2 separate regions of the Homo sapiens genome follow, and region 1 is linked to region 2. Evidence: chromatin contacts called from ENCODE Hi-C or POLR2A ChIA-PET data. All regions are on one chromosome and are shown on one strand. Each heading gives the region's core, a stretch centred on a gene start or an enhancer-like site at or near the end of the contact. The rest is flanking DNA. Distances are from core to core; before and after follow the strand shown.

The links. A loop is a pair of places that touch in the nucleus more often than their neighbours do. ChIA-PET counts read pairs that join two places held with the same protein, here RNA polymerase II (POLR2A).
Region 1: a loop to region 2 is called in a map of PC-3, with 4 times the contacts of the local background. The contact joins two enhancer-like sites. A Hi-C loop is called at or near these places in 2 of 168 maps with a recorded cell type or tissue (PC-3 and prostate gland). POLR2A ChIA-PET finds 5 or more read pairs at or near these places in 6 of 52 experiments (AG04450, CD4-positive, alpha-beta T cell, HCT116 and 3 more).

The regions. Positions count from the first base shown.
Region 1 is chr17:66,566,388-66,570,456 of GRCh38, reverse strand. The region is part of intron 3 of PRKCA (protein kinase C alpha); the gene reads right to left. Among named protein-coding and RNA genes, the nearest start is that of PRKCA-AS1, 150 kb to the right of the region's middle. Within about 2 kb of position 2,721, at least 5 of the 41 ENCODE cell types and tissues checked have a DNase peak (open chromatin) inside an H3K27ac peak, as active enhancers do; they include PC-3, where a contact is called at or near this core.
Region 2 is chr17:66,521,366-66,525,104 of GRCh38, reverse strand. The region is part of intron 3 of PRKCA (protein kinase C alpha); the gene reads right to left. Among named protein-coding and RNA genes, the nearest start is that of PRKCA-AS1, 110 kb to the right of the region's middle. Within about 2 kb of position 1,989, at least 6 of the 41 ENCODE cell types and tissues checked have a DNase peak (open chromatin) inside an H3K27ac peak, as active enhancers do; they include PC-3, where a contact is called at or near this core.

The sequences.
Region 1 (4,069 bases), core at 1,472-3,971, 45 kb before region 2:
TTTAAAGTGTTTTATTTTTTCTGTTGATCTATCATAGCTGTACATACTGAAGGCATTTCTAAAACAAACACGTTTTAATAGGTGTAGCATACATGTTTTACATGCACAAGTCATAATATGCAGCCTGATGGATTCTCACAACATAATCTCGCCTGTGTATCCACAAACCCGTCCATCGTCAGAATGGAACGAGAGCCCCAGAAGTCCCCTTGTGCCTGTTCTAGTCACTCTTCTCCCCAGCAAGATGTGGTTACCTTGACCCCTAGGCACTAGAGATGAGTGTTGCCTCTTTTTGAGTTTTATATACAGAAAACAATTCTGTGCCTGGGTTCTTTCTCTCAGTGTTATGTCTGCAAGACATCACACTTTTGTTGCACATAACAGGTTTTTCATTCAGGGCTGCACAGTACCCCATGATAGGATTATACAAAAAAATCCATTCTACATGTGAGGAACATCTGAGTTGTTTCCAGGTTAAGGCAATTATGAATAATACTTCTGTGAACATTTTGGGCATGACTTTTGGGGTACACATGCATGTTTCTTTTGGGGATCCACCTACGAGAAGAATTGCTGTCTGACAGGAGTGTGTATTCAGCTTTAGTCAATACTGACAGTTTTCTAAAGTGGTTATAGCAATTTGCATACCAGGAGCATGTCCTCACCAACACTTAGTACTGTGGTCTTTTTCATTTTATTCTTTCTTACGACTGCTGGTGACATCCCATTGCAGTTTTAATTTGCATTCCCCTGATGACCCAGGTTGAACACTTTATGTTTATTGTCCATTTTTATATCCTCTTTCATGAAGTTTACAAATCTCCTCCCCATTTTTCTACTGGATTGTCTTTCTTACTGATCTGTAGGAGGAGGTTTTCTTTTTTTTTGAGATGGAGTTTCACTCTTCTTGCTCAGGCTGGAGTGCAGTGGCATGGTCTCAGCTCACTGCAACCTCCACCTCCTGGGTTCAAGCGATTCTCCTGTCTCAGCCTCCCAGGTAGCTGGGATTACAGGTGCCTGCCACCATGCCTGGCTAATTTTTGTATTTTTAGTAGAGACAGAGTTTCACCATGTTGGCCAGGCTGTCTTGAACGCCTGACCTCAGGCGATCCCCGCCTGCCTCGGCCTCCAAAGTGCTGGGATTACAGGTGTGAGCCACCGCACCTGACCTTTTTTTTAAATTCAGGACACAAGCCCTTTAACAGGTATAAGTGTAGCAAATATCTTCCCCCAATACCAGTCTACCTTTCATTCTTTGATGTTTCAATTAACAAAAATGCCTGATTAATCTTTTCCTTTAGGGTTAGTTCTATTTAGATCCTGTTTACAAAATTATTTTGTACCTCAACTTCATAAACATGTTCTCTGTCATTTTCTAGAACATTTATTGTTTTACAATTAGGTCTACTATCTATCTGTAATTGGTTTTTGTGTAGGGTGTTACTTGTGGTTGAGGTTTTTAAAATATAGATATCCTATTGACCAGCCTCATTCATTAAAAAAACCACTGCTTGGCAACTGAAGGCTTAGCTTTAAGACTAAAAAGATGACCCAGAAAAAAGTTTCCAAAGACCCTACGTTTCCAGTCTTTGATTTACCTACATATCCCTGCCTAACTCTTTTAGGAACATGGAAGTGTAAGTCCAAAGATGAAAGGCTTTGTTCTCAATTTCATCACTTCATTGAGTCCCACAAAATTATCCTTTTTCCTGACTGGTAAGCTGTAGAACATGGAACATGAGGAAATGATTTTTAAATCATCTCAAAATTAAATGATTATAATGTCATTTTATGCCACAATGAACTGTTTATGTACTTCTCAAACCCCATTTTTAAAATTTCATTTTAAAAACATCCCTACTTCATTAGCTCCACACCAGCTATACGAATGAGCTGTCCATGGCAACAGCAGTAAGTGCACTGAAGACAGATTTCTGCAGCGCCAGCCTTCCTGGCCTCCAGTACCCTGCTGAGCAACAAGCAGAGGACCCAGCACCCGCACTCAAGCTTCCTAAACCACGAATTACTCCTCACCAGCACCCAAAAGCAGCTCCCAGAACAAGCTGGTGGAAAATGTAGTGGGGAAAACACTAACCTCTACCACAAATAAAGACTCTGCACATCTATTTTTTGGGGGTTTTTTGAGACAGAGTCTTATTCTGTCGTCTAGGCTGGAGTGCAGTGGTGCCATCTCAGCTCACTGCAACCTCTGCCTTTGGGGTTCAAGTGATTCTCATGCTTCAGCCTCCCTAGCAGCTGGGATTACAGGTGTGTGCCACCATGCCCAGCTAATTTTATAATTTTACTAGAGATGGGGTTTCATCGTGTTGGCCAGGCCAGTCTCGAACTACTGACCTCAAGTGATCTGCCTGCCTCAGCCTCCCAAAGTTCTGGGATTACAGGCATGAGTCACCACGCCAGACCTCTGCTGGTCTATTATTTAATGCAGTCCAATGTATTAACATTTTCCTTTACACTTAGTGCTTTTTATAATCCGTTTAAGAATTTTTCCAGGAAACACATAGAAATATTGTACATTATCTCTCTTCCCCATCCACTGGCTCACGAAGATCTTGGTTGTATCACAGTCATGGCATGAATCAGATTTTTGGACTTCTTCCCATCTGATTTTCACTTATAGGAATTTTTCAAATCGTTCTTAAATAAACCTAATAAGGATGTTTTCCCAAACGCAGGTTACCTTGGCATCAAATTTCTCAAGTGTCTGGCTCCGAGGTGGATCTGGAATTTTCAGCCTCTTTGTGATGTTAGCAGGGCTTTTTATTTCCATGAAATCTTGAGGTAACAGAGGGTAGGGAGGAGAGAGCAAACACTGACATCCCAGACTGGGAAAGGGGAGAGATGGTGGAAACTGAGACCAAAACACTAAAAACTGCTGGGTCCATTTTTCTTCCCACTGGGAATTCAGGCAACAGCATCAAGGGCTGGTACAAGGCATAGCCTCGGAGACAGACCTGCCTGTGGCCTGGCAGGATCTCCTGCTTAAGGGCCTTATTGCCCTGCTTCATTAACAGCCACGGCTTAGCAACAATCTGCCAGCAGGGGTCAGTCTCGGTCGCCACACAGAAGCCAGGAGGCTCTCTCCAGCTACAAAGCCACGCTCTGGAATGTTCCAGAAGTTGTTCGGTGCCACTGCACAACACTCAGCTTCTCTTCCTATCTTGTCACCTCGGCACCTGTTTCCTAGTTTTTCAAGATTGCATTTCATACTTAGAGAAATTAATTACCTTATATTCCTGTGGCAGAATTTCATACTGAGCTAAATAATTATACCAAGTTCCCCATATCATGTATAAAACCTCCCTTTCCCTTGATTTTCCTTACGGTAGCAGAAAGGTCGACCTTTTCCATATTTTAAAATTAAGGAAAGGACGCATTCTTACTTGCAGTGGAAAATGTACAAATATTACATAATGTGACAATTGTATTTTCTAATATTCCCATTGAGGGTTTAGTTATCTATGGGATAAATTTCTTTTTTCTCTCTAAATTACAAAACATCCTTTCATTAAGCATCTTGCCCCAAACAGCTCCTCTCAAAGTCCCTGGGAGGCTGGCAAGGGGCTCATGGCCTATACTGCCTAACCCCAAGCTCTCCTTGGACTTACTCGGAGGCTGTGTCCCAAACACCAAACAGTAGGGGCACCTGCACTGAGACCAGGAAAGCAAATCTGATGTCAAAAAGGTGTAGAATGAAGAATCTATTTCTACTTTAAATTTGAGGGTGGCTCTTTTTCAAGACACACTGCTGAATTAACAAACAGTTCTGGTCTAATAAATGATTATATTTCATGCTAGAAGGATATAACTATACTTAGTAGGTTACCTTTTCCTAAAAAATAAAATAAAATTCCCCCATGGATCTAAGTCCCATCAAATACAACATTCAGGAGGGCATAAGTTCTCATTTCCCAAAGTGGGGAAAGCTGTTGCAAAAAAAAAAAAAAAAAAAAAACCAAAAAACAACAACAGTTCTTCACAATGCCTGTCTTCCAACAAGTCTGTCTTACTGGTATTTTAAAGTGTGCTCATCTAAAAGTATATTCTC
Region 2 (3,739 bases), core at 740-3,239:
TTAATACCTCAGCTCAGAACTCCCATGATGTCAACTGCACTGCATTCTGCTGGTCAAAGGAAGTCACAAAGCCACTTGACTCACAGGAGTAGAGAAATAGACATCTGACTGAAAGCATGGCAAAGACACGTTATAAGAGAACATGTAACCAGGATGGGAGGATCTGTGGCTATTCTTTGCAATATACTACATATACCTAGCAGTCACATATTCTATTGTTTCTACATAAAAAGGCATTGTGGTTTTATGATTTAGTCTCCTTGCAGGGAAGAGGTGGGGGAAGTGATCTTGGATAGAGGAAGACAGACCCAGATACCTGTCACAGACTCCTCCTCACCTGGGGCAATAGGCAAGCGTACCTTCCAGGCCAATGGCACTGTAACCTAAGCTCTGTGAGCACAGAGATTTGTCTGCTTAGTTCACTGCTGGATACCCAGGGCACAGAAGAGAACCTGGCCCATAAAAGGCAAGCAGTGAAGATCTGTGAAATGAGAAGAATAGACATCTCCTAGGTGTTCTGATTGAAAAATTACAGAAGAGCTCTGCAGTAGGAGATGAGAACTGGATTCTCACATCTAAGATAGTACTAACTGTACATATGGGTCATCTCAAGTCAACTGTTTATAAGTCAGGGACTACCCGTATTTAAAATTAGAGTAGAGAAATGATGTGCTAAGACATTCCCACATCAGTCTCCCAAAACAACAGTAACAGTTTCTTGTGACTCAAAAACAAATGAAAGCATAATGAAGGATACTTCCTATATTGTTCCAATGTAACAAAAATGCTCTTTGCTAACTTTAAAGGAATCTGAATCGCAAGCAACAAATTAGCAAAACACACAGTCTTCCACTGAACAATGCCCCTTACAGAGTATCAGGAATTGAAAATCAGGGCACACAGTAAGTTTTGGGAAAGAAGTGCAGTAAATGTTTTTGTTGAATGTTGGAGCCAGAAGACCCTAGCAGTTGTCTAATCCCCCATCTCCTCCCACTCACACACACCCTGTATATGTTGCAGAGGCTGAGGCCTGGGAGTTGCGAGGCTTGTCTGATGTCACCCAGCTAGTCAGCAGCACAGATGGGATAAAAATTGAGGAGTTCAGACTCAGCTCTGAGCTCTTTCCACTACACCCTGCTGACAGTTTTCAGCCTTACTTGCAGCATAAACAAGCTTTTGAATATAAGCAACTATAAATAGTAATTAGTCAGAGTCTTGTATTAGATATGTTGACATCATCAGAAGGCAATTCTGTTCATTACAAGCCCCTCTGACGCTCGCTCTGAAAGTTGCTGCCTTCTTCATGTCCACCAGGCACCACCCTGGACCTGCCTTAGGTCCAAAGTGCATCCTTCCAGCATCTTCCGGCAATCTGAGCTTCATTACAATGTCCCCTCCTCCTGCCGGAACTCACCAAATAGTCAGGTGCATTCGCTTTTTCTCAGCCATATTCAGGGAAGGGAGCATGATTTTTCTAATTCTTTTGCATGTTCCCACAGTACTAAGCAGGGATCTGACATACACATTTTGGTTAAACATAAGCTAATATTTACTGAATGATTACTATATGCTGGGCAAAGAGCTAGGCATTTTAAATGCATTATTTCATCTAATTCATCCCAAAACTCTATAAATAAGTAGGATTGTTTGTCTTCTGCCCACAGACAAACTGTGGTCTGGAGAGGTTAAATGCCCTGCTCAAGGTCATACAACCAATAAAAGATGTTGATGCTGAGATTCAACCCAAGTGCTATTTGACTCCAAAGTTTGTGCTTTTTAACTCCCAGTTTTTCCTAAGAATGACCTGCCTGAATTTCGGGGAGGAACTGGGGGAATGCATTTTGGAAAGTATCCCAGGTGATTCAGATGTGCAGCCAAATTTGGGAAGTCAGTGCCCCACACTCTGAAATCCTACACTGATTGACTCATCTTGCTTCTTCTTCTGCAGCCAGAATGACAGTGTGACCAGAACCTGACCCAAGCCCACCTCTACCAGGTGACTCAGGCCACACACACTTCAGAGAGTACTGTCTTCTCTCCTGTATACAAACTTTAATCCTTCCCATCCAAATCCTCCCTGGCCATCTCTGGATACTGTTGGAAACCGGAGGGCACCAAATCTTTATTCCGGGATCAGTAACAGAATTCATGATGACACCAAAGGTCTATCAAGGAAGTCCTGGTGGCACAGCCCAGGAAGAAGCAGAAATCAAGACCCCACTGGATTCATAGTAGGTTTCATTATGAATAATGCCCTCTTCCTTTGGGGCCTGGCTTCTTCTTTTTTTTTTTTTTAGTGAGCGACCCACACATACTACACATCAGCCAATGACAGACCCAGCTAGACAGTCTCACACTATTTTCCCAAACTTCAGAACAGACACTATGGTTTTCACTGCTATGCACATAAACTGTGTGTCTTAACCTTCCCTCCTGCAAGCATGCTTCTAGTTTGCCTTGGGCAGCTGGTTCCTCCCCTTCAACAAAGGTGGGGTTCAGCATGAACCCCCAGTACAGAAGGAATTCGGTCTCTTTATTCCACAAGCACACGGCACCTGGCGCTGGACTGAGCCTCTCTGGGAGATCACAAACAGGAGCTTCCATTTCCATCCCACATTTCACTTCGCTCAAGGTGCTCCTACTTCGATTACTGTCCCCTCTTCCCCCTGCCTATTCTCTCCTTTCGGTCCTGCCAACTGACAAGAGCTCCTTTCTGCCTAGCATAACTGAGATAAACTCATAAAGATACTACTAAATGCTAACAGGAAATAAACATAGAAACTGCAAGAAGTGAAAAAAAAGTGGGCATTATAAAACACTGGTGTTCTCATCCTGCCATAGTCAGGTTCCACTGGCTTTGCCCCAGGTGGCCTGCCATTCGGGGTATCCACCAGCTCTCCCCAGGGGCACGTTCCTCCCACGGGGCTCCTGGTCCACATCCACCTGCAGGACCCGTCGCCCAGGAGCTCCCTACTGGACATGTTGAGGGATGTGTGCTCCAAACCAAGAGAAAGACCCCTGTCTCTGTCATACAGGGTGGAAGCTAAAATATGGCTAAGATGGAAATGAGAGATTGAATAGTAGCTAAGGGAACCACAGACTGAAGAAAGAATTCTTTCAGAGCTAAATTTAAGTTCATTCCTCAATTCTTTCCTTCACTCAAGTATTTTGTTATTTCAAAGAGCATTCTGTATTCTGAAGATTTATCTAACACTAGAAACCAGGTGTCCCTATTTCCCAAGCCAGTGTTCTTGCCTTTCAAGGAGTCAAGAAATACAACAATTCTTGACCGTATTTTCTCTTCTCACACATATGGCATAAATCCATAAACCCAAGAGGCATTTATTCTCTACAAGATATTTGAATTTGGCTGAGACTGGTCTTCTTTTTCTTGAAAACAGTCCTACTGCATAAAGTCCTTCTTTTCAATATTTACTGTAACTTAACACACTAAAGAATCCAGCTCCAGCCAGATGACTTGATTCATCACTGCATAATTGGATGTTTACTTTTGTTGTCCTAATTAGCCAGAAAGGAAAAAAAAAGTCACAGTTTAGTCTTTCTTAGAGAAAAGATAAACCTTATTTTCTCATTTGTACCATCTTCTGGAATCTTGGGAGATAGTACTTATTAGAAAAAGTTAAGCGTGAAAAGCAATTGAGAATTAAAGAAAAAAAATCTCTGTGGCCATGCACGACCATTATCCTTACATAGGAGTTTGCCTCTGGATGCTGAAATC